3 separate regions of the Mus musculus genome follow, and all the other regions are linked to region 2. A link is a loop called in an ENCODE intact Hi-C map of the cell type or tissue named here. Cell type or tissue: heart. All regions are shown on one strand. Each heading gives the region's core, and the rest is flanking DNA. Links, peaks and the distances in the headings are about the cores only.

Region 1 (8,464 bases), core at 329-8,328, 160 kb after region 2:
GCTCCAGAGAAAATATTTCTGTTTCCCTTGGGAGGTAGTAATAGAAAAACAAAATCTCTGCTCATAAAAACCTTCTTTGCCTTCTGTGTTATAAACACAACTAGCATCGGATAATGTGATGTAATTGATCTTGCGTGTGTCAGTAGAGGAGAGTCCCCAGACGATGGAACGAAGAGTGATGGGATAAAATAAAAAACAGAATTGAGACCTAGCTTTTTGGGGGATTGCGGAGGAGAGGACAGTTAGCAGGAATTACTGCTCAATGCTACTGTGATGTCTCTAGGAAGAATTAGCATGTGTCTTCTGCCTTTGGAACATGAAGTGAGACTTGCTCCTGAGCCTGGGTTTCAGAAGTAAACAGTCTTGGTTCTATTACTATGTCTTCTCCTAACTTTGGAAGGAAACAAGCCTTTTAAAAAAAATGGTAGCTTTTGATAACTAACAGATGCTGTGCATGGACTGTGTCCTTACACTAGCCCACACAGCCTTTAGATCCTCCTTCAGGCTGTTACACCTGTTGCAAGGACTTCAGATTACAGTGTGTTTGTTTATTCTTCATAGCTGTCCCTATTCCTGGCTGCTGTGTTACCAGTGCTAACAAAATTGCTCACCTGATGTAGCTATGCAGACATTTTGTGAATATATTCTCTTTCTCTACATGTTATATCATAATGCTGAGAACTTGAAGACACGATGTCTAAAACAGGTGGTACTACCAATAGACACCTGTTTGTCCTAGAATAACAACGAAGAGAGTTGAGAAACCTAACTCCCATCCCTACTCTCCCACCAAGAGACTGTGCAATCTCTAGCAGCCATGTCTTTCTACATACTCCTAAAATAAAGGTAGAGCCCTCTAAGATGGAGATTTTCCATTTTCTTCCAGCTCTGCAATTGTAGAATCTTAGTAAATGTTACCCAGGCTTCAGCTAGGGTTCTTACTCTATGTCAACTAAGAGCCGCAGGGCCTGTTTAAGGGCTCTACCTTACGGATATTCCCAGCAGGCTTCCTTTACCCCAATTTGAGTTTACATTCATGTTCTGAACTAGAAGCCCAAGTGTAAACTTACCAAAGATGAGAGTTTGGCACTCTCCTCGGGCACAGTGGTTGTTTGCCCAGCATGTGCAATGCCTTGCTTCGATTCAGACCCAATAGCACAAGAAAGAAGAGAAGGAATTGTTTTTGTCTTGCTTCTAACAGAATTGGCCATTAACTATTTTCATGTCTTCACTATTATGTTACCCTTGAGACCACAGGAGAACCTTCCAACACAAGTTTTGGTGTGACAGGCAGCAGCATGTGGGTGGGAAGTGCTGGAGAGTGTGTGCACTCAACACCAGAGGGAAATATGTGCACATGAGGAAGAAAAATGCCTCTGTGCCCCTGCGAGCTGCTGTTCTTTCAATATTAGATCAACAGTTATTTAAAGGAGAGGGTGGAGGCAGCATGAAGAGCTGGGGTGTGTGTTGCTGGAGCTATGCTGCACCTGCATCCCACACTCAACAAAAAGCTCTAACCTCTTCTTAGAAGACCATTTAGCAGCCATCTGTTGTTAGTCCAGCCTATCCCTCCTGGGGTCTCACCCCACCCTCTTCCAAATAGCTCTCAAAGTATTTCTTGCAATCTCATACAACTGTTTCCCTGAAAGGCATTCTTGGAAGTAATTTTTGCCACCTCATTATAACTTAAGTGAAGTGTTTGCACCACCTTTCTTTTATCCCAAGAGACAAATCATATAGTGTGTGTGTGTGTGTGTGTGTGTGTGTGTGTGTGTGTTTCAGGTAGGGCACCATTCCTTTAGAAATGTGTGTGACCTCCCCCCCCCCCTCAGGTCACTACTCCCCCCCCCCCATGTAGTAATAGGATGTCTGGTACAGAGTTCATGCACTTCCATGTAAAAGGAGACACAAGAGTGGAATTTTCTTAAGAGATTATTAGACCCCCTGGAATTTTACAGGAGGATTTAACAATGGTAAAGAATAAATAGCCCCACTTGCAGATACAGCTGTCTTTCTCTACTCCCTTTCTCTCACCCATATGATTGGACTCCTCCTCCCCTTTGTCTCCAGGACATTAACCTTTGTAGTTCTGAATGATAGGCATACATGGGCGGAGCTGTTGATGGTGTGATGTTCAGTTGTGCGGGGTCATACCTCTCAAGGGGTTTGAAGTTTTAATTTGTATACGTATGTATGAATGTGTATATTTATGTTTGTATTCGTATTTGTGCAGGAGCACATGGGGACTTAGTTTTAGTACTATGCAGTACATGTGGCCTGAAATTGGAGCTCCACTTCATTTTATGATGCTTTTCAAAGCTGAGACAGAAAAAAATCAAGACACTTCAAGCAGAGTCTACAGAGGTTAAATGAACTACTAGGTTGATTGGATAGTTATGGATAATAGCATTACTATAGTAAATTATTACTGAGGTATCGAAGCAAGTATTTTGGAAGAGAAAAATCAACAATAGCCAATTGTATTCCTGGAAATGTGATTATCTGAGCTGGAACAATGACTCAGTGATTAAGGGCACATTGTGTTCTGCTGTTTATTCCCTGTACCCTCAGAAAACTGAGCTGTGTGTCCAGGAAACCTAACACTTAGGGCTTCAAGTAGGATTCATACATACCACATGAAAAAACAAACATAATTTAAAATATTAAAAACAAATTCTTGCTGGGCAGTCCCATGTTTTTAATCCCAGCACTTAGGAGGAAGAGGCAGGTGGATCTCTGTGAGTTTGAGGTCAGTCTGCTCTACAGAGCAGGTTCCAAGACAGCCAGAGCTTCACACAGAGAAACCCTGTCTCAAAAAACCAAAATAAGATTAAAATCAAATACTTAAACCTCTTTAAAACTTTGACACGTGCAAGAGTTTTTTGCATAGGAATGATAATGATGGAAATAGGTCTCCACAGGAAACTGGCTATGAATCTTAAGAGTTCACCATATGGAAGAACACTGCAGAATGCCAGGGTGGGTTTCCACTGCCTGCTGACTTGGCCAACAACACTTCTGAAAATCACTTCCTTGTCTGGATTGGCAATCACAGCTTGCCATTGTGTAATCATGGAACATTCTCTGGGATTGTAATGAAATGATGATTGAGTTTTCTTATGAAGACTGGGTTTGTGTCATTCAAGCCAAACCAGAGACACAAGCCCTGCAGAGAGAAAGAGCAAGGGTAAGAGGCAAAAGATACCCTGGGTCATGGTACACTAAGTGAGGCGAAGATCCTGACTTCTGGTCATTGGCAAACCTCCATAGCCTGTTCTACTGTGAGGGGCACAAGAGGTCATCTGTGATGTCTCAAGCAGAGATGGGGTAGGTCATGTACCCTCCCTCCAGCCTGCTCCTCCTGCTTTTGGTCTGTTCTTCAGGCTTTGTTTTCTGTCAATTATAGACAACACCAAGATTGGACATGGACACAGGTACTGTTGTCTGCCTATACTGTCAACTCATTACAAACTAGTACTGCACCCTCCAGTTTGCATCATGGGGTGGGGGGCATCCAGCCTGAGAAGTTTCTGGGTTCTTCTTGTGCTTCCTTTCCTCAGGATCCTCATAGAAGTGGATCTCATTTTATTCCAGTTTCATGAAAGAGGAGGAAATAGTGATTCTAAGAAGAAAAAGAATTGCAGTCCTGGGTATCCCTTATCCTGCAGACTCTGGTTCCTATTTTGACCCCCTTTACATGTGTCCTTGAACACTGCATTTGCCCTTGACCCTCCATAGTCCCCTTCTGTGCATTTGAGAGAGAAAGCTGTGCCTGATGGGGTTAGAATATGTACTGAACAATGAGTATGAACACCCTTAGCACTCACTACCTATAAGCTATTGTTAGCAACAGAGCATAAACTGTGAGGACAGAAATCCAAGCTCAAACTACCCTACTAGGAGACTGGGATCCATGATTCCCCTTAAAGAACCCTCCTCCATTGTAGAAAATCCCAGCCTTAGAAATAGAGGTAGTGCTGGCAAGATGGCCCAGTGATTAAAGTGCTTGTCATGCAAGTCTAGGACCAAGTGTGCATCCCAAGTACCCAGGTAAAATGTTGAGCACGGTCACTCATCTGTGTAACTCCAGCACTGGAAGGGAGCAGCGACAGGACGATCAATCCCTGAACCTCTTTCACCAGTCAGCCTAGCTGATAGAACAAGCTTTTATATTTAGTGGAAAGACTCAGTGTCAAAAAAGGTGAGGCTGCAGAGAGGGCTCCATGGTAAGAACACTCTTGTGGAAGACACGGGTTTCATTCCCAGGATCCTGTAACTTCTGGGATCCAACTGCTTCCTCTGAAAGCTACAGGCTTATGCATGTAATACACGCAAATACACTCACCACACACACGTACACATACAACGATTAATTTTTTTTCCAAAATGAACAATTGAGGAAAATACCCAACATTTCCCACAGGTATTCACGCATAGAAAGAGTCAGGGGGAACCCCGAACATCTGACACCTCAGCTCTTTCATCTCTAGGCAATATATCCATTAATAGGAATTGGAGTGTTACCCTATACAGTACCATTCTGGGCCAGCAGGGGTCTGCCATTGGTAGCTTTTAGTCAAAACATGAACTTGAATGGGGAACTAATGAGCCTGGCTTCACAGAGTCGAACTCCTGGATATTAATAGTGAGTATATGTATGTCAGATTTTGAATAGTTCAGTACAACCCACAGATCATAATTGTTTTTATCCACAATGAAGTGCTTGTTTTATTCTAGTTGGTTTTTCTTTTCTTTTTTTTATTTTTTTTTAACCCAGAAGATATATTCATAAGGAGACCTACCTTAACCTACGAGCTTGAACCATCCAGGTTTCTTTCAGAAACAAGTTGTTTTCTGGAGATACCAAAGGACCAAAGGTGATGTGGATCTTATTTTATTCCAGAGGACAGTGTGCAAAAAAAAAAAAAATAAGATTTAGATGCCTCTAATTTATAGACTCCACTTTAAAAAAAACAAGCAAAAAAAAAAAAAAACAAAAAAAAAAACAAACAAAAAAAAAAACAAAAAAAAAAAAAACAGGAGTTTAGTATATAGTTATTCTAGATTATTCTTAGGGGAAGTGCTCACAATGAACATGTAAGACAGAGGTTGATGTCTGTGTCTTTCTCACAATTCCTTGACCTTGTTTTCTGGAAACAGAGTCTCCCACTGAATTTGGGGCTCAAAGGTTCTGCTAGACTAGCTGGCCAGCACCCTCAAGGGGCCCTACCCCCAGGGCTGGAATTGTATGTGCACACCCCTGGTGTTTTCTAAATCTTCGCATGGATGCTGATGGTCAATCTCTAGTCTTCCTGCTTGTACTGCGAGCATTTTACCTAGTAACCTTGCCCCATGCCCTTTGGAGCACCCTGAATGTTGATTTTCAAACTACATTCTCAACCATTTTCACCCCCTGAAATATATACTTGCTGTGCACAATTATTATAACAATTACTGCTAAACAGCTCAGTACAGTGCTTCCCAGTTTTTAAAGGCCCTTCCTACGCATTACCTCATCAGGTCCATTTTTATAAGAAGTTAATTATTAGTCTCATTTTATGGCCAATGAAATTGAGCCTCAGGCAAATGAAGAGAGTTGCCTGAATCCCACCACTAATAGTGGCAAAGTTGGCAATTTTCTATGCTGATAAGATAAAAGTCCATAGGTATTAAATGATTTTAGAGTGTGCAAACATTATGTAAAGCAGGCTTATTATGAGTTGTACTTTTTCAGCAATTAGCCTGATTTTACTTATTAGCACCTATTTATATCTTGTTGCCATGCTAAACAGCAAGGCTGTCGTCTCTTTAAATTGTAGCGTGCCTGACTGTTGTTAAGTGTTCACCCCTTCTCTCCACATAACCACACTCTCCACTCTGCTCTTTGGGGAGATCGCAGAAAGTGGCAAGGATCCAATCTACCCACATCCAAAAGCTCTCCCTATCCTTGTCTCCCAGGGAAAACCAAACTTCATCAGTACAACCTAAAGAATGAGGTGCTGCTGCTTCTAGATAAGATGAGATGAAGGCCAGCTGGCCCAGGTTCTCATGGTTCCCCTACCACGTACCCGCTCATTGTGGGCACTGACTATAGATATCCTCTAGCTGTCAAAGGAGCCTTCAGGACTCCCTGCCTTCGATGTTAGGATCCAGGGTGGTTGTGGGTACTAAATGAAATGGAGCTTGGCATTACACCCAGGAGAATCAGAGATTCATGTTACAGGCTCAAGTCAAATGCAATATGAATTCAAACGAATTTTGTAGATGACTCTATGATTTTGATACCAGCCACTCTGACCTGCTCATGTTGCCTTAAACACCTCACTTCATTCTCTCCTCCTCTTTTTATTAGAGGTTTATTGGCACTAGATAGGATTAAGGAAAGGCACCTTGAACCTGGCTGGCTATGGCTACTCACACACCAGACCTGGTTGTGATGATCTGCCAAAACCCCAGTGTTAATCCTTTAAGGCAGAGAATCAACTATGCACCAGTATATTGTAAAAGATCTCTGAACAGTCACTTTGGGGTGCTTGGCAGGTGCCTGCTCCTCCTCCTTCAGGTACTGGGTTCAGGTAGCATCCTGCTAGGGACTTTGATAACCTCGACAGCCTGACTCCCTAGCTCCAGAGGCTTGCCTGACTGGTCTTGGGGAAATCTTGCCTCTTTTATCATGAATAGCTCTTCTAGAGGTAAGTATGTGGCCTGTGAGAAAAATCTCACACATCCAAAAAGCTCTGATAGGGTCCAGTTTTCTCCTTTCCCCAAACAGTACCTGCCTTTCACCTTGCCACCTCAAAAGGAAGTGCTCCCCATAGCTGCAAAGGAAAAAGCTGTACATCTATCTGTGTGCAAAGTTCCCCAGCTCCAACCCTCGCAGCAGCTCTGCTGGAGAAGTCTGGCTGAAGCTATCTGCAAACAAAGAAACCAAAGCAGAAGAAAGTCTACAACAAATAACCCATAAATAACTGTACCAGATCTGTTTGCCTCCCAAACTTCATGTGTTCTTCGCCTCACTGATCTCACCCTTGTCTGGAGAGGAAGGGACTACAGCTTGCTCTGTTCTGTAGCTCTGTCTTTACACAGGTCACTCAATAGACTGTCCTATCTAAAGCCAGCCTTCTGCTTTCCACCTGCTCTGCCCATGTCAGGCAAGTTCCACCGATGGAATGCCTTTTGGATCTTAAGTGTTCTACAAAGGTCCATGTGTTAAAGGCTGACCGCAGAGTAGCATTCCTGGGAATCAGTGGAGCCTGTAGGAGGTGGGGCTGTAGGGGAGGGCCTTAGGTCATTGGAGGTACATCCATAAATAGGATGGTGAGACCCTAGCCCTGTATTGTTTTGCTCCTGTCCATGAGATAAGCAGTTTTGTTCTGCTGTACTTTCAGACCGAGATATGCTGCCTCACCCTAGGTCCTAAAACAACCATTCATGGACTGTAGCCTCCAAAACTGCAAGCCAGAATAGATCTTTTCTCTTTATAAGATGACTGTCTCAGTTATTTTTTATAGTCATAGAAAGCTATAATCTCTGAAGTTTTTTCCATTCTCCAAAGCTAACCTCTAGATGAGTTTCCAGCTCTGTCCAGGAAATGCCCTAGATCTATAACACATACCAAGCCCTTGGGTGAACTTTAGAACTCATCATTGGTGCCCTAGTTTTGCCAACAATATCAAGTTTGTATCATTCTTGGGAGTTTTAACATTTAACTGTTGTCATTGACCCTTAGACCTTCCAAGTGTTTAACTCTGAACATCAGAGGATCCTTCCTTCCTCCCTCCCTCCCTCCCTCCCTCCCTCCCTCCCTACCTCCCTTCCTTCCTTCCTTCCATCCTTCCTTCCTTCCTTCCTTCCTGGAGATTCCTTCTGTATTCCTTTGTCCCTCCCTGTGCTCTGTGAGCCAAACCAGTCTCTCCCTAGTCCTAAGCACACTAGTTTACATACCAGATCTTGGCTGTTGTGACCTCCCTGAAATGTGCACCCTTTCTTCGTGGCTATCCAGTAGCCTATCAGTTGCTAGCTGGCCTGGGATCCCCATGAGGAAAAGGATGTAGTTAGTCTCGGTTCTACATCATCACAGCACCCACTATTGTGCTGGCCCATGAGAGACATCTGGTAATTGCCTGTAGAATGACTGAATGGGTGGATGGATTTCCTTCAGCTGTAAGAATACCTTCTGCTCAAATGGATTTCCCAACAATGTAGTCGATCCCAGTCAGCAAAGTCTCACCTGATTACAAGTCTCTCTCACTACAATGGTTAATCTTATCAACTTGCCAGGATCTAGCTTGACCTCATATTTAGCATATTAGTTAGGTTAATTGAAATGGGAAGATATACTGTAAATGTGGGAAGTACCATTTCATGGGCTGGGGGCTCCTGGGCTGTTTAAAAAGGAGAAAGTTGGCTGAGCACTAAGAATTCAGCACTCTGTTTCCTACTGTGGCAGCTGTGTGACCAGCCA
Region 2 (8,464 bases), core at 214-8,213:
CACAAAGCTGGGGACAGTCACGTTTCTTTGTCAAGTAAATTCTTCAAGGTGGGTTGGGACAGTCTGGGAGCATTGGTGAAGGGATGGGGAAGTTCTCATCAGATAGGGGCTAGGGAGGAGCCTCACGCCAGGCTTCACAAGAGGATTAAACAAATTCACTCACTCACCTGAAAGGTGTGGTGATGAAATCGTGGGAGCCTGGCTGCTGTGCTCACCTGCTGTCCTCTCTGTTGCCCATTACCCCTCAAACTGGGATGCATAAGTCTTAACGTGTCCTTCAAGACTGGCCCATCTTAGCATCTGCCTCCTCGGGGAAGCCTTCCTGGACTTCCCTGGCAAGATCAGTTGTTCCCTGTTCTGTGCTCCAATGTTCTTTCTAAATAAAGTCCCAAGATTGTGATAGCAGGCAATAAAAATTTATTGAGCAATTACTAAATGTGGAAGGCACATCTCATCTACACAGTAATGAAACACTGAATTGTTATCTTCTCTTCACGGATGAGTTAACAAGCCCAGAGAGGGAAGGTGATTTTCCTTAGGTGGGACAGCTTTTGCATACAAGACAGCCTGGCTGTGTCCCCAAAGAACAAAAGCACAGCCACCCCAGCAGTCTGTCTGTGATTAAGATGCTTCCATGCCTGTCCCCTCTCTAGCTCCCATGCGCTCCTGCAAGGGCACATGGCCTAGAGGAACTCCAACTTATAAACAATGCCAATTCAAAGTGAATTCGCAGGGAAGTTCCGGGAAGAGTGGCCATGTGTCAGTGAACGGAGGCAAATGGAAACCAGGAACTCAGGTTCCTTCCATCTTTCTCCTCTGCTAAAAGGTGTGGACTTGAGTCACCTTTCCCCTCCAGGATGCCTGATTTGCAGGGCTCCCATCCACATCTGAATCATGCCATCTGAAGTAGTTACTTTCCCAAGGCTGTGACCCAAGTATCTGAGGGAACCATTTGAGCAGCAGAGGGAAGCGTTCTTTTAGCTCACAGTTTTACGGGGTTCAGACAATCATCTTTGACTCCATTGATGTCAGGACTACAGTTAAGCAGAACATCATGGTGGTGAGCTTTACAAATTCTCCAGTGCTGGATATGACTTATCCTTTAGCCCAGGTTACCCATGCAGTATATGCTGCCCACTTGACACAACCCTTCTATTACCAGATTGACCACCACAGAAGTGTGATACTCTTTCTTAATGAGGATCCCAAAGCTCGTGAGTAAATCAGTAAATACTGAGGAGGTACCAGGGCATAAAAATGGGTAAACTGTGTGGCGATCCAACCGAGCATACATGGAAGTAAAGGGAAGTGGGGGATTCAATACTACACAGCAAGGCCTCAAGCATCCTCTGGAGAGCTTGGGAGATAATCCTTCTGGATAAGGACTGCCTATGACAGCCACACACATGAGAATGGGATTGGCTAAGCAATGTGTGTGTGTGTGTGTGTGTGTGTGTGTGTGTGTGTGTGTAGGAAGTACAGGTTGCTGTCTTCTATCCTTCTCCACTTTATTTCCCAGATAAGCCCTCTCATTTATCCTGTAGTTTGTCATTTTGACTAGGCTGGCTTCTCAGTGAGGCCCAAACCTTCCAGTCTCCATGAAATAAAAGTTTAAAGGCACATGCCACCATTCCTGACTTTTAAGTGACTTTCACAGACTATCTCTCCAGCCACAGCTAAGTGATTCTTGAAAGACACACATCATGGTCATATAGCAAGACCAAGACAGGGAGAGCAACCCCCAAACACAAAGGTATTGTGTCCACCTAGGAAAGAACATGGAGACTAAAGACTGTCTTAATTTGAGCTGTTACAACAGAGTATCACAGCCTATGTAGCTCAAAGAGCAAATCATATTCATCACAGTTCTGAACCCTGAGGAGCCCAAGAGCACGGCGCACGAGAGTTCGTGTCTTCTGAAGGCGCTCCTACAGGTTCATACCCAGTAATTTTCTGCCTGGGTCTTTGTATGACCAAAAGAGCACGAGATGTGGAGTCTCTTTTACAAAGACATTAATCCTATTCACGAGGAGATCATGACTTTTATGATCCAGTCACTTTCCAGAGGGCCCTGCAGCTAATACAGTGGCATTAGGGTTGAGAATTCAATACTTAAGCCTGGAGGGAACACAGCCACCCAGCTCATAACAGCACAAACAATGGAATTGTAGCTGCGAGTTAGAAAGCTGGGCAAGGTCAGTAGTATTGGCCAACATTGGAGTCATGGAATCACTTTGGGATCAGAGTAAACTTCAAGGACCCTCTTTTCCCTCTCTTCTTTCTGTTTATTTTGGAGTGTCTTGCTTTATTATTAAGACAGGGTCTCACCATTTAACTCAGGCTGGCCTTAAACTTACAATCTTGCTTCCATCTCCTGGAAGGAGGGGTTGACTTGTGGGCACCAACACATTTTCTCTTACTTTTGTAGAAATATCAAAAAAAAAAGTGCACTTGGGCATCTCTGTCTTTGAGAAGAGTATGTAACTCAGCAAAAATCAGAATGAAGGAGGCCAGGTGGAGATGCAGCAAGGAATGGGTTGCCTAAAGCTGCCTGGAGGTTCACTAGAGCCAAGCACATGATGAGTGTCTGCCTACGGCCAGGACTACAGAGAGAGCCCATCACCATTTCACTCACTAGGAACCCTAAAGCATGCTTCAAGGAAAGCTTAATTTGAGTTGAATCTTTGATTTAATGCAACCATCTTTATACTTAACATTGCCTCTACCATTTATAATGCACAAAAGGTGCCAGAGCCTTAACTCTGTCACTTGGCAGCCATGTGACATCAGGCCAGTAACTTTCTGGTTATGCTTCTGTCTTGCCATCTCTAATGGTGAGACAAGGATAATATTTGCTTGGAGGGCTACATGGATTAATAAAGCCCATACTGGGCTGAGTCCCACACCACGCCCAGAAGAAGTAAGGACTTAGTAAGAGTCTGCTAATGCTGTTGTTATGGTTACCGTTAATATTTCACCTGAGCTGCATAACAACCTGTAAGTTTGGCGCGATTTATTATCCTCATTTCTCAAGTTGAGAAATTGAAATGCATGGGAGATAAAAACTAGCCCAAGGAACAAGTCAGAAAATGGAAAGCCTTTCAACCTCGAGCCTCACTCTTGGCTCCCAGCGCTCGTGCCACCTTTCCTAAGTTGCCCAGAAAGTGTGGTTCTGTGAGCCTGACCATTGTTCACACAGGACTTCAGGCAACTGTGAATATATTGGAGGTCTAAGCTTAAGGAGTACTAAGAGATTCTTAAAAGAGAAAATAGGTTCTTATTTGGGGATCCCTACGCAACTGCTGAAGGTCTAAAGAGATGATGTTTCCCCATCTCAGAGCCCCAGAGAATGCAGGGGTGCTTGCTGTCTTCAGGCTTCAAATCTAAGGAGCTACAAGGGCAGTCAGCTAGCAGGAAAGCAGAGGCAGGTTCTATAAACACTGTCTAAAATAATCAAACATTGCTATAACTCAAACGGCATACCACTCTGCAGGGTGTGTTTGTGTGTGTGTGTGTGTGTGTGTGTGTGTGTGTGTGTGTGTGTGTGTGCTTGCTTTCTCTAGCTTATCCCTCTGTTTTCTGCAGTTCTGCATTTTGACTGTTAAAGCGCTTCATACATCTCATCCTGGTCATGAGTACACTCGGGCCTAGGGCTAAGTCTGGTTCTGGGGCTCAAACATGAAGTCCACTCATCATCTGAGACATGAGATCTTAGCCTGGCTCTTCACGCCTCCTTTCATCAGTACCCTTAGTGTGACTGTGAGAGTCTGGAACTTGGAGTGGCTGGTATTAAAGTGGACTTTCCCAGACTAATAATCTTGCTCCCCTCACATTCAGTCCCTCACCAATATTATTTTTTCCTTTTAAGAACTTGAGAGAAAAGTTTCTTTGTATCCTGTAGCAGTGAGATATTTAAACAAACAAACAAACGTGATGATGCTACTTGAAAAGCTTCATCTCGTTCTAGGTGAATCATTGCATCATTGCTGAATATGCGCTCAGTGCCAGGCTTTGTGCCCTGGCCACTGTTACACAGTGGGCAAGAGAACTCCCCATGCAGGGTACCATAGTGGGTCACTAGGCACTACACAGTCACAGATTCTGCCAAGAGCCAAAACCACAGAGTCACCAAGCACTGTGAATTGCCCCGCTGCCCTCGGGACATAACTTGGCCCACGGTGGCATTTAGTGTTCTGAGTTTAACTTAATCACCACTATAAAATGTAGTTCTCTAATTAGAGGATATTCTGATTATGCCCACAAGGTGGAGATCTTGCTTACAGTTTGCCCACACTAAACTCAATGCAGGGGGAAAAAAACACCTAAAAGTTACATCAAAAGACAAAAATTAAATTCAATGAATCCAGTTCTTATTTCATGTAATATACTATATTAGCTGGTATATGAAATAAAAATTTGATAAGAGACAGTCCCTGCTCTCTAGGGAAAGACAGGGGGAAGCTTGCATGAGGCAAGAAAAAAAAACTTTTTAATGAATTAATATATTGTACTGGATCCATATGGAAGGCACTGTAATCCTTTTATCAGATAAGCACTACAAGAAGCCCCGTGGTTGGGAACACATTTAAGAAAGACCCCACACTTTCAGGTGGCACACAAGGTACCAGTGGGAAAGAAACCCAGGAAGGTGTATGCCTTGGGTCAGCCATGTTTTGGAAGGTTAATGTATCTACTCTGTCACAAACATTTTACATTGTCTACCCTATAACTCCAGAATAAATATACACAGCACAGGCAGATGTAGCCCAGCTGAAACCTCGCATGTGTTCCCAGGAGAGGAATATAGGGAAAGGAAACACACACACACACACACACACATACACACACACAATGTGAAAGAAACCGATTTTAAACTCTGGCTGTAGGACTCGGGGAGGAGTCAGAAGAGAACCTGCTTAGCATACGTACTGTCCTGGGACAGTTCCCTGGCAGTGCCAGCTCTGGCTCTCAGGACCCCTCACGGCTCTGATCTTATGACTAAGAATCTCCAGTTTGAAATATGGGATACAAGAAGGGAAAGGAAAGATTCAGTTTGTTTCCAAGAGATTTGCTGGTAAATTAAATCCAAGAAAGTCTGGAGGAAGATGCATCAGTTTTTATAATGTGTTGGTTTGTTTTTTTCTTCACTGCCCCACTTCCCACTAGTCCTTTTTCCTTTACACTAAACTAGTAAAACAATTGTTTATTTTCCTTTGTTTGGGAGAAATTTATAATTGGGAATAAAGTGACTGACTAAATGACAACTTAAAAACAAGGTGAGAATGTTGACAATAAGTGTTTATATCTATCTAGATATCCCTATCTCTACATATTGAACTTTCTTTAAAATGGGAAAGCCAAGTGGCATGCGACCAGGGGACCTGACTTGGCTGTCCAACTTGCACAGCAAGGTTTAATTCCAAGCATCCCTGAGAAAAGTCACAGAAGTTAACCTCATTGCTCTCAAGCCTGCAATGATCCATACCGGGGAGCTTGCATCTGGAGAGAGGTTATGGGTTCAAAGTCATTGGCTACAGATGGTTCCTCTCCCAGCTGGAGTCACATCCTCTAGGGCTCGAGACTTTCCGGGGAATTTACATAAGCCAGCGTGAATCACACCAAGTGAGGTAGCAAAAGGACTCACCCTGACCCCTGCCTGTACTGCGGTGGGGGGCTGTCTGAAGTTTTCAGATCAGACACAGTCCAAAGGAGGGTACAAGGGGATCATCCCACTCCCAACAAGAGCACCGGACACGCCGCTACTCCCAAGCCCTACAATTGGTCTCTGCCCCCGCCCCCGCTCCGACGCCCCCGCACGGACGCCCTCAGTTCAGCCTCCTCCCCGCCCCGAAGTCCGGGACAGAACGTGGGGCCACCTCTCGCTCCTGGAAGGATCGGTTGCCGCTTTAAGGGGAAGAGGAAGGGAAGGGGCGGGGGAGTGGGGGGCGGGGAGAGGCGGCAGAGGAGGGGGAGGGGGATCCCCCTCGCTCCCACGTGGTCCGGGCGCCTGTGAATCGCGCCCGCCGGAGGGTCTCACAGCGAAATACAAAAGCTGCTGGGAAGCCACGGGGAGGCGAGTTCCCAGCGCCGGGGCAGAGCGCTGGCCAGAGCCCCGCAGCGCTCCGCGGCCGCGATGGGGCTCCGGCACCCGAAGCCCCGGAGCCAGCTAGCAGCCGGGCCCGCCTCGCCGCCCGCACCCGGGCGCCCGGGCTTGGCTTGAAGCGGCGGCGGTGGCACCGGCGCGCCGGCAGGAGCATGGGGAGGAAGATGCGGGGCGCCGCCGCCGCCGCGGGGCTCTGGCTGCTGGCTTTGAGCTCGCTGCTGACGCTGTGGGGAGGACTCCTGCCACCGCGGACCGAGCTGCCAGCCTCCCGGCCGCCCGAAGATCGACTCCCTCCGCATCCGATCCAGAGTGGCGGCCCCGCGCCCGAGCCGCGATTCCCTCTGCCCCCGCCCCTAGTATGGGACGCCCGCGGCGGCTCCCTGAAAACTTTCCGGGCGCTGCTCACCCTGGCGGCCGGCGCGGATAACCCGCCTAGGAGGCACCAGGACGACCGCGGGCGGCACGAGCCCTCCGGGCTGTCCTGGCCAGAGGAGCGCAGGGCGGTGCACGGGGGCGTCTTCTGGAGCCGCGGCCTGGAGGAGCAGGTTCCCCGGGGCTTTTCCGAAGCCCAAGCAGCAGCGTGGCTGGAGGTGGCACGGGGTGCTCGGGTGGTGGCTCTGGATCGCGGGGGCTGCGGACGCAGTTCCAACCGCCTAGCCCGCTTTGCCGACGGCACCCGTGCCTGTGTACGCTACGGCATCAACCCAGAGCAGATACAGGGCGAGGCCCTGTCCTACTACCTTGCGCGCCTGCTGGGCCTCCAGCGCCACGTGCCGCCGCTGGCACTGGCTCGGGTGGAGGCTCGGGGCGCGCAGTGGGTGCAGGTGCAGGAGGAGCTGCGCACCGCGCACTGGACCGAGGGCAGCGTGGTGAGCCTGACGCGCTGGCTGCCTAACCTCACCGACGTGGTGGTGCCCGAGCCCTGGCGATCAGAGGACGGCCGTCTGCGGCCCCTGCGCGACGCCGGGGGCGAGCTGACCAACCTCAGCCAGGCGGAGCTGGTGGACTTGGTACAATGGACCGATCTGATCCTCTTCGATTACCTGACGGCCAACTTTGACCGGCTTGTGAGCAACCTCTTCAGCTTACAGTGGGACCCACGCGTTATGCACCGCGCTACGAGCAACCTGCACCGAGGACCAGGAGGGGCGTTGGTCTTTCTGGACAATGAGGCGGGCTTGGTGCACGGCTACCGGGTAGCCGGCATGTGGGACAAGTATAACGAACCGCTGCTACAGTCGGTGTGTGTATTCCGAGAGCGGACTGCTAGGCGCGTCTTGGAGCTGCACCGGGGTCAGGACGCGGCGGCCCGGTTGCTGCGCCTCTACAGTCGCCACGAACCGCGTTTCCCAGAGCTGGCGGAGCTCTCAGAACCCCACGCTCAGCTGCTACAGCGCCGCCTTGACTTCCTCGCCAAACACATTTTGCACTGCAAGGCCAAGTACGGCCGCCGGCCCGGGGACTTAATAACACTCCGAGGAAGAGAGGGACTGGGGTATGAATGATGGGGGTTAGGGCTGTCTTCTCTGCCACGGGCAACGACCAACCAGCCAACGCCCACCCAATGGTCTGATCGCCAAGCTGTCTAAAAAAAAAAATTGTGTGTTACCCACTTGCCCCTTTCTTTTCATGCCAGGCTGTTTCCTTTCCAAGTTCTGGAAGGGCAAACTCACCGAGGCGAGAAGTGTAACATTCCCTCCACCTAGCTTATAAAAAGAGTTCTGTGCTTGTGTGGAGATTGGATCCGAAGAAACTGGCTGCTGGGGTTTGGCCCGGGAATGGCAGTCTCTTTGGGAGATGCAGTCCATTTTTGTCGCCCCCTCCACCCCTTCCCAAAAAGGAAAACTTCCGTTTGAGCTAATTCCTCTATTTCCTACTAAACACAGCGCTGGTGGCCCCAGAGCAGGCTGTGACAAGGGCTGGTGAAACCCCCTTCCTGTGTTCGCCCTTTGTTCCGGCGCGCGATGGTGAGATAACTGTTCCAAGCTGAGGGACAGCTCTGGATAGGACAAAGAGAGCAAGACTTCCCCGCCCCTGGGAGCCCTCCAGACCCTGACAGTTTGTCTCACCCATTCCTGAACTCCTATCATTTTGGCCTGAAGGCTATGAATTCAGGACTAGTTATAAGCAGAGTCAATAATGAATTTCTTCCTGCGTCTCCCAATTGACCAAAATTGACAATGATGATGTTCACCAGAGGGGGAAAAAAATCAGTTTCATGCACTTTACTTTTTTTAATTTTAATTTTTTAGTAAGAAAACTTTTTTATTTGACAGAATTTGCCTTCTGTGTGTATATATGTGCATAAATTGTGCTGTAAATAGACTAAACAAACTTATATTTCAATAAAAGGGAGTTTAA
Region 3 (8,464 bases), core at 179-8,178, 270 kb after region 2:
CCTTCCTCCTCCACAATTGAACTACCAGCCACGCAGCATCAATCCTAGATTAAGCGATCAAACAGCACCTGAAATTAAGCTTTTAAACGCAAAAATCAATCAAGCCCAAAGAATTTAGCTCAAAATGAAGAGGTGTTTAAAAGAAGTAGACTGAACAATACTGAGAAAAACAATTTAAATTATTAAAGTGGGGTTTTCATAGTTCTGGAGAAATGCTCCAATAATGTCAGATTAAAAATATAAATCTACTCTCCTTCCACAGTGTTTTCAGGAGGCTTCTCTTTAAGGCTGACTGTACGTGTTTGCTTATGAATGAGTTTGTTACCTGCAGAAGAGAAACAGCACTGGGCATGCAGAATGCGTTCCCTGCCATTTGTCACTAACTGGGGCTCTCATGTGACTTCTGGTTTGTTAGCTAATTACTTCATAAACATCCCCACTGAAAAGGAGAGGGCATTCAATTTTGTGGTTTTTTTTTTTTTTTTTTGAATTCAAGTGCAAAATGTTCTTGTGGTTGAAAAAGATGGTTCCTTTCTTCTCAATTCATTTTATCCTTCCTCTGCTTCCTGACCCTGTGGGGGTGTTTGTAATACAGAAATTATGACATTAAAATCACTTTCATGTCAGTGGACTTTGATGTCTGTAATAGTAGGTCAAGAGGTCTTGGAGGCAGAATTAGTGAGATGGAGAAACCGGGCGGGGGCAAGTTCTTTAATTCAGTGACCTTCAAGAGGACCCATTCGGCTACAAAACAAGGAACCCAAAGGGGTCATGTGCTGACATGGGAAATAAAAGCATTACATCAGCCCTGTTCCAGAGAAATGCATTGTGAGGCCTGCACATAAGCCACAGAGTGAGATTTAAAGTTTTCTAGTAGTTACACTTTTAAAACATTATGTATGTACACACACAGCACACATACATGCATATGCACACAAACACACACACACACACATGCACACACACATGCATATGCACACAAACACACACGCACACACACGCACGCACGCACACACACACGCAAGCACACGCACACCACATTCCACACGTGAGATCAGGGAACAACCCACAGAGCTAGTTCTCTCCTTTTACCAGGAGGGGCTTGGGGACTGAAGTTAGGTCATGATGCTTGGCAGCCAGTGCCTTTATCAGCTGAGCCGTCTTGTCAACTTAGCTGCATTTAAATAAAGTGATGAAAGGCCTATATGTTTTAATATTAAATTTTACCATGTGATCAAAGTAAAATTATTGCCTTTTCCTGTTCTTTTTGGTACTCAGTCTTTAAAATCTACTTTGCATATTATGTTTAAAGCGCCAGCCATTCAGAGTAACCACAATACAAGTGCTTATTGCAATCAAATGAAGCTTAGCTTAAGGGTACCATATTCTACACTGGAGGTCTGTAAAGTTCAAAGACAATGCTCTCTTGTCCATTGCTGATGGGTGGGATATACACTATTGGTTAGTTTTATGTCAACTAGACACAAGCAAGAGTCATTTGGAAGAGGGACTCTCTGTTGAGAGAATGCCTCCTTCAGATTGCTGTAGGCAAGTCTGTAGTGCCATTTTGCTTTTGATTACTTGATGTGGGTAGTCGATGCTGTGAGGTGTGGGTGTGTGGCATGCCACTTCCAGGCAAGTGGTCCTGAGCTGTAAAGAAGCTCTGAGCAAGCCACGAGGAGGAGGCAAGCACGAGCAGAGATCCACCAAGGCCTCTGCTTCAGCTCCTGCCCCTTCATGATGGGCTGTGATCAAGATGACCAAACGGAAGTAAATCTTTCCCTCCCTAAGCTGCTTTTCGTCATGAGATTTAACCCAGCAATAGAAACCTTTACTATACCCTGCACTCATAATGAATCCCTAAACTCCTAAGGAAAGAAAAAGTAGAAATATATCTATGACAAAACTGTGCAAGGGGTTATTCTCTTGATAAACTGCAGGTTACTGCCCCTACTCCTGTACTTGTTCTTTGGTTTCAGGACTGGCCACAGGTGTGAGAAATTACATTGTTAAGGGGACATACAACTTCATTCAAGGAGCAATATAAAATAAATAACAAATTTCGAGTCATACAAAGGGAAGGGTAAGGGGCTGGGGTGGAGAGATGGCTCATCAGATAAGAGCACTGACTGCTCTTTCAGAGGTCCTGAGATCAGTTCCCAGCAACCACATGTGGCTCCCTATCATCTGTAATGGGATCTGATGCCCTCTTCTGGTGTGTCTGAAGATATATATATACATATATACATATATATACATACACGCACATATATAGATATAATACAATATATATACACATGTATGTATGTATATATATATATATAAATATATAATTTTTTAAAAAGTGGAAGGTAAAATTTCTATCATTTTGGATAGTGCAAAATATTTGTTAACAGACATAAGACAATTTCTCTCCTGAAATCCTATGACTACATTAAATGTGAATTACAAGAAGTCATTTCCCAGCAGTGTTAGCTTGACAATTTAAACACATGTGTTTTCTCACTCTCTCTCCACACACACATGCACACACACTCTCTCTCTCTCTCACAATACACACATGCTTACACACATTCTCTCACACACACATACTTACACACACACTCACACACATACACTCGCACACCACACTACGCTCACATACCCACATGCATGCACCACACACACACACACACACACACACACTCAGCAACAGCTAAAGAATGACTTTAATTTCCAGCAGGGAAAACTCTCAGGCTCAGTGGCTTTGGGGAGTGGGAGCTGCAACCCAGAAATCTTTTCCTGGGAGTAGAATTGTATTAAACGCTGAAATTAACTTTTGTTTATTGAGCATTTCCATGATCATAGCTCAGATCCAGTGGCCACATCATCTTTGAAGCTGCAGATAAGTTCTGTGTCTTATGGTCTTCTGAACTGGGCTTGTTCACGGTGGTAAGTAACGATGTGTGGCTGTTGAGAATGTTTTCCCTTCCTTCCTTCCTTTCTTTTCTTTTTTTTTTTTTCTTTTTTTTGAGCCTCAGAGACTTCATTTGTGTCACAGAAACATTACTGTCTGTCTTCAGAGGTTGTTGTAAAGGTAAAGTGTGACCATGAGAGTGCCATGCCTGAAGCAGACTAGTGCCATCCTCCTGCAGCTTTCTGGAGGATGCTAAGTGAGATTCAGCTGTTCTGGTCAGTGTTTGCTGTAATGCCATGAATAGTAATGTTATCGCCTTGTAACAAAAGACTTTTTGGTGAAAGCAATAACCCAGTGAATGCACTCAGTCTTTTGGTTAGTAACCTAGATGCAGCTTAGAGGAGCACATGGACTTAAGGCAATCATGGCTTCCTCTGGGGCTGGGGGCTCATTTGAAGGTCTAACCAGAGAAGGTCAATTGCTCTCAACTGCTAAGTCATTTCCTCAGCTCCATGATAATAGGCTTTCCTTAAAAAACAGTGTATAATGCCCAAACAATGGAAAATGCATAAAGTTTTGGGGATTTAAAACTCTCCTCAGTGTTCTTAGATCTCAGGATGAAATGTCTTCTCTGCTCCTCCAGTGGCTCCAGGAACTACCATCCTGAGAATCACCCCCCCCAGTTTATTAGAAATGCAGACCTGTTGAGTGGAAGTGAGCTTTATAACGGGGTCGCCAAGCCTGCCTGATACATTTTGGAGTTTGAGAAGCAACGGTCGTATTTCACTGTCAACAATGAAAAAAAGTTTTCTCCTAAGAACCGGTTCTTCAAACTTTTTTCTTCCATCTAGGCTCTGGGGAGATGGTGACTCTCTCATCCCCGCAGGATGCAGGAAGAAAGGGAAACCGGCCGAGAGAAGAGCCGGGGCAGTTAAGAATTCCTCGCAATTTGACCCCTGAGGCAGCAAAAACTGGATCCGCCGGACCTTTGTAACCTGGACCGTGGAGGAGAGCTCAGGCGGCCACATTCAACTGTGAGCGTGCAGAACTTGGCTGAGCTCTCTGGCCTGGGAGGGCGGGGGCGTGGCTGGGCCGGCGAGAGGGCGTGGCCGGCGCCGAGAGGCGGGGTCTGACCGAGGCCGCGGGGCAGCAACGTCGCTGGGCAGCGGAGCGGCGGCCGCGCCATGTGGCTGCTGGGGCCGCTGTGCCTGCTGCTGAGCAGCACTGCGGGTGAGTGGGGGGCGCGTGACGCGCTTCACCGAGCGCCGGGCGCGGGGGCTGCCTCGATCGTCCCTGCTCCGCGCGCGGGCCTGGGCTGCGGGCGTGGGTGTGCGCGAAGGGCGGACCTCGGCGCCGGGCTGGCCGGGACCCCGCGAGGGGCCGCGGCGGGGCGCGCGCCGCGCTATTGTGTGGGCCGGCGCACCGGGTGCTGTTGTCGTGTGTGTGCGCGGGCGGAGCTTTGTGCGGCGCCGGCTCCCTAGAGCCGGGCGGCCGCCCGGATTGGGCGTAGTTCGAGTGTGGCTCTGTGTGCTGGGAACCGAGGAGGGAAAGGAGAGGACTCCACTCTTGATTTCGGGTCTTCCCGGATTCCCTCAGCCTTTAACATACACTTTTCTGCCTCAGTTTCCCATCTACGCTCTCCCCGCATCTGCATCCCAGCTTCCTTTCTCTTCTTCCCTGGACCGTGTCTGGTTTGGGAATAGCGAGATGCAGTAGGGAATGGACATGGAAATCATTCGTTCATCCTGGGAGCAGATCTTTTACTTCTGTCGTCTGTCGAAGATGCCTTAACCTTCAGGGAGCAGGGAAGGAAAAGAGGACCGGGGCTTCCTCTAACGGCCGTTGGTCCCTGCATCTCAGAGCGCGTGCATCCTGAGACCCGCAGGGTCCCTCCCAGACAGAGTGCTGTTCCCAGGAACTTTTCTGCTGATGTGGGCACGCTCCGAATTCCAGCTTGGAGCCCTTCCCCTCTGCCTCTGCCCGCTGGCCACAGCTGTCAGCAGCCCCTCCACAGCTCTGCCCGCCCTTGGCCCCTGATGCTTATTTCTGGGCAGCTGATGCTCACAGAACTTTCTTTACTGAAGATTTCATGCTCTGTGGCCGTATCATTCACACGTCTAATTTATGTCGGATTTTTCCAAATACTTCCAGAAAACTTGGCTGCTGCGTTGTGTTTGTTGTGAGGGAAGTCAAAACCTTTCTGAGCTACCCCTTGCAGATGTCCAGCAACCCTCCCTTCCTAGAAGTTGCAAGTCCTGTGCATCCTCTCAAATGACTGGCCAGCGGGACCTCCCCCTCCCCCATCATCCCCACTCCTCTGAGACTCCATTTAAATGTCTTGTGGGCTTGCTCAGTTTCCAGTGAGGGGTTAGGCTCCTGTGGCTGCTGTAGGTTTTTTTTAAAACCAAGACTGAGGGTTTGTGTTCTGTTTGTCTGGAGTTATGGGGATTGGGGGGAGGGGGTTGTGGAGAAGGAAGGGAGGGCAAAGTGAATTAGGCAGCTATAAGCAGGTGCAAGTTATTTGGAGGTTGTTAGAGCAGGCTCAGTTCCAGGGCATCTCAGACATGAAGATCTGCCCGGATTCACACATTTAATTCACATAGCAATGGCATGTCCCTTGGTAACACCCCAGCTGGCTCCTCTGTGTGTTCTCTGCTTAGGACCAGTGGACACTAATTATCACATCTTCTTGTTGTACTGGGTCGCATGAGTTGAGTTCACAAAAAATTATATGTTTCTCCCTTTCAGCAATGGTTATTTAATATGCCTGTGGACGTATACCATAGAGCAAGGAAGTGCAGTAGTCACCGTGAGCCATAGTTGGGGTAGGGGAGGGACCGCCAGTGTTCCTTGGCTGAAGTTAGCTGTGGCTTTGGATTACTGAACTTGCTTTAGGACCTTTAGGTGGCTTGAAGCCTTTCCCTGTTACACTAAGGATCATCTTTTAAGTGTGAACTATGTCTTGAACCAAGTGTTGTAGGAAACAAGGGTTGGTTGTTGAGCCAACATCTCCCTTCCTAGTCCTCAATCCTTCCCTGAGAAGTTGCTAATACCAGAGAGGTTGTAGAGCCCAGGACTTTGGAAGGTTTCCTGTAGAGGAAACCTGGGCTCTGAGTTGAGTATTAAGTCCAAGACTTGGGCCTTTAAGATTGTGGCTGTTACTATTTTCTCATGTATCCTGTCTGGCAGCGCAGATCACTTCAGAGTTACATCACGTTGTCTGATGCCCCATTTTCTGGCACCTGGATGCTGCACGTGGTGGGCTTAAGTGTGTGAGTCTTTAGATAATTCTAAAGCGGGTGTGAAAATGAGTGGTTGGTTGCTGCATCCTCTCCTTCTCTGGCTAGCTTTTGGTAAGACCCCTGAACATCTCAGGGAAGAGGCTTGGTTTCCCTTCCTCCTACTAGAAGCAGTGTGCCTATTAACCTTTCTTCTTGAAGAATCTGCTTCTCGGCCTGAGCTGTGGGTGGGTTTTGTTTATTTTTTTTTAACTAGTTGAGTAGTTGCAAGTAGTCTAGCCTAGCCTAGCCTAGCCTAGCCCCACCCAACGGGGTAGATGAGACTGCTCAGAAGTACAAATAAACACACCTTGTTCCTTTTCATCTTCAAAGGATTGTCTTTGGGGCTCCCTCCTGGGGTGTGAGGTGGCTTTTGTTTTGGTTTTTGGTTTTCCTGATAGCCCACTAGATCGAGCATTTAATTTCTGTGGAGGAGGAAGCAGATGGAGATTTGAATGGTAGATGGCAAGTTGGTTAATTCCTGGTCTTAAACCCTACCCTATGCAGGGTTAAGTTAGTAGTGGGCTTGTGTGTTGCCACCGCTGTTTGGCTGTTGCTGTTTCTGTTTTGGTTTATTGATGAAGAGTTTCTGTAACCCAGGCTGGCCTCTAACTATTATCCTTGAGCTAGATATGTAGTTGAGGCTATCTTCCTGAAACTTGCTCAAGTACTGAGATTACAGGACCCACCCACCCTATTCCTGTGATGTTGGGAATAAAGGAGGGCTTCACTCTAGCTAGGGAAGTGCCCGTGGCTAAGTGGGGCATTCTTAAGTCCAACAGTTCTGAAACAGTTGAGAATTTTGGATCAGGAAATTATGCGATTTGATGATACTGTATAAAAAAGCCTTGTCCTTTTGCATAGGGAGGTTAGGGGACTCCAGGATGTGTGACCCAAGTCACTACTTGAGATGTCCATCTTGCCACTGAAAACAGCTGACCTTCTCCACTTTTTCCAGAGCTCAGGTAGCAAGGAGCAGGCAGCATGTCATTCCGTGGTTCCCAAGAGACTGATGGCTCTCCAGGGCACCGTGGTGTCAATGGAACCTAGATTCTAACCCAGGCTTTTCTCAGAACCCTTTCCTGGCTTCTCTTGCTAATACCGGCTTGATGGAAATTGCTACCGGGTCTGTTCTGCCAGAGACTTTTGTGATTTTAAAACAACCACCGCAGAGTTTGCCCATGGCCGCCGTTTACTTCTTCAAATCTGTTCATTTTATGGATAACACCCAGAACTCAGTGGTCCCTGAAGAGCTCACAAGTGTTCATGGAGAATAGTTCCAATAAATCTCAGTCTTTATGTGGAGATGTAGGGTAGTCTCAGTAACCTCACCTCTCCCATGCATGAAGGTGAGAATCTTGACAAGAAGACACTCTAGGCCAGACACTACTGCTGATCTCAGTAGTACCAACCTTAGGGTGCTTACTGGTCGGGCTTTATATTTGTGTTTCTAACTTTTCTTATATGTTTATCATTTTGTATAAATGTAAATGAGAAGATGTGCTATGTACACATCTTAGAGGGTTGGAGTTGTATTAATTATGGGATACTTTCAGGGACAAATATGCTTATGGCTGTTGAGTTCCCTCCCTCCCTCCCTCCCTCCCTCCCTCCCTTCCTTCCTTCCTTCCTTCCTTCCTTCCTTCCTTCCTTCCTTCCTTCCTTCCTTTATCTTTCCTCTCTTTCTTTGAGATGTCTTCTACCCAGTGACCAACAAAGTGTTTTAAAGGCTGCACCTTTCTTGCATTGGAATGACTGTGAATAATCTACTCTCTCGGCTGCTAAGGAGAGAATTCTCTATTCTTTTTGCTGGGAGGGTGGCCCATGTACTTTGAAATTGCAACATTTGCTGGTCATATCATTTGCTAGGTGTTTAATATTGCTCACCAGAATGAGAAGACTCTAGAGTTGCTGTAACTGCTCATTGAAGAAAATTAGGACTGTGCAGGTTCCCATTGCTGCTTCCAGGAGTGAGGTTAGTCTAGTCTAGGGTTTCTTGGCCTTTAGAGCCACTGACATTTTAGAGTGAATTAGTCGTTTGTTGTATAGACTGCCCCATGTATGGTAATAATCGGTCATCTCTCTGGTTCCTACCAACTTGAAACGCTCCCGTGTAGTTAGCTGGGTGCCAGCCTTCCAGCTCTTCCTGTTGAGCATTGTTCCTGCCCACCCTAAAGATCTTTGCTGGATTACATTCTACTTCATCCTACTTGCCTCTAGGCATCTGAATCCACCCAAGTTCAAAGATGTAAAAATACACCCTTAACTAACACGTCCTTGGTGCGGACCT

Evidence for each region. A loop is a pair of places that touch in the nucleus more often than their neighbours do. Peaks named below come from ENCODE experiments on the same cell type or tissue, not always from the same donor. Only the 100,000 strongest peaks of a DNase experiment are listed, where the experiment ranks them.
Region 1: a loop joins it to region 2, with 3 times the contacts of the local background. A loop is called at or near these places in 8 of 42 quality-filtered maps.
Region 3: it touches region 2 in a loop (2.3-fold over the local background); 9 of 42 quality-filtered maps call a loop at or near these places.

The regions. Positions count from the first base shown.
Region 1 is chr2:102,286,327-102,294,790 of GRCm38, reverse strand. No RefSeq gene overlaps it. Among named protein-coding and RNA genes, the nearest start is that of Gm34268, 44 kb to the right of the region's middle. In heart, for the core only: a CTCF peak has its summit at 4,547 (motif pointing right); a DNase peak (open chromatin) is centred at 3,150.
Region 2 is chr2:102,449,380-102,457,843 of GRCm38, reverse strand. It overlaps Fjx1 (four jointed box 1), which reads left to right and starts at 6,052. Exons shown (of 1, transcript NM_010218.2): 1 at 6,052-8,464. The coding sequence starts at 6,256. The coding sequence ends at 7,608. In heart, for the core only: CTCF peaks have their summits at 4,061, 4,266 (motif pointing right), 6,521 and 7,506; DNase peaks (open chromatin) are centred at 5,603, 5,873 and 7,473; H3K4me3 peaks cover 2,807 bases; H3K27ac peaks cover 2,612 bases; H3K27me3 peaks cover 3,053 bases.
Region 3 is chr2:102,181,942-102,190,405 of GRCm38, reverse strand. It overlaps Ldlrad3 (low density lipoprotein receptor class A domain containing 3), which reads left to right and starts at 3,946. Exons shown (of 6, transcript NM_178886.3): 1 at 3,946-4,126. The coding sequence starts at 4,081. In heart, for the core only: no CTCF peak of the experiment used is centred there; DNase peaks (open chromatin) are centred at 4,085 and 4,685; H3K4me3 peaks cover 2,020 bases; H3K27ac peaks cover 1,480 bases.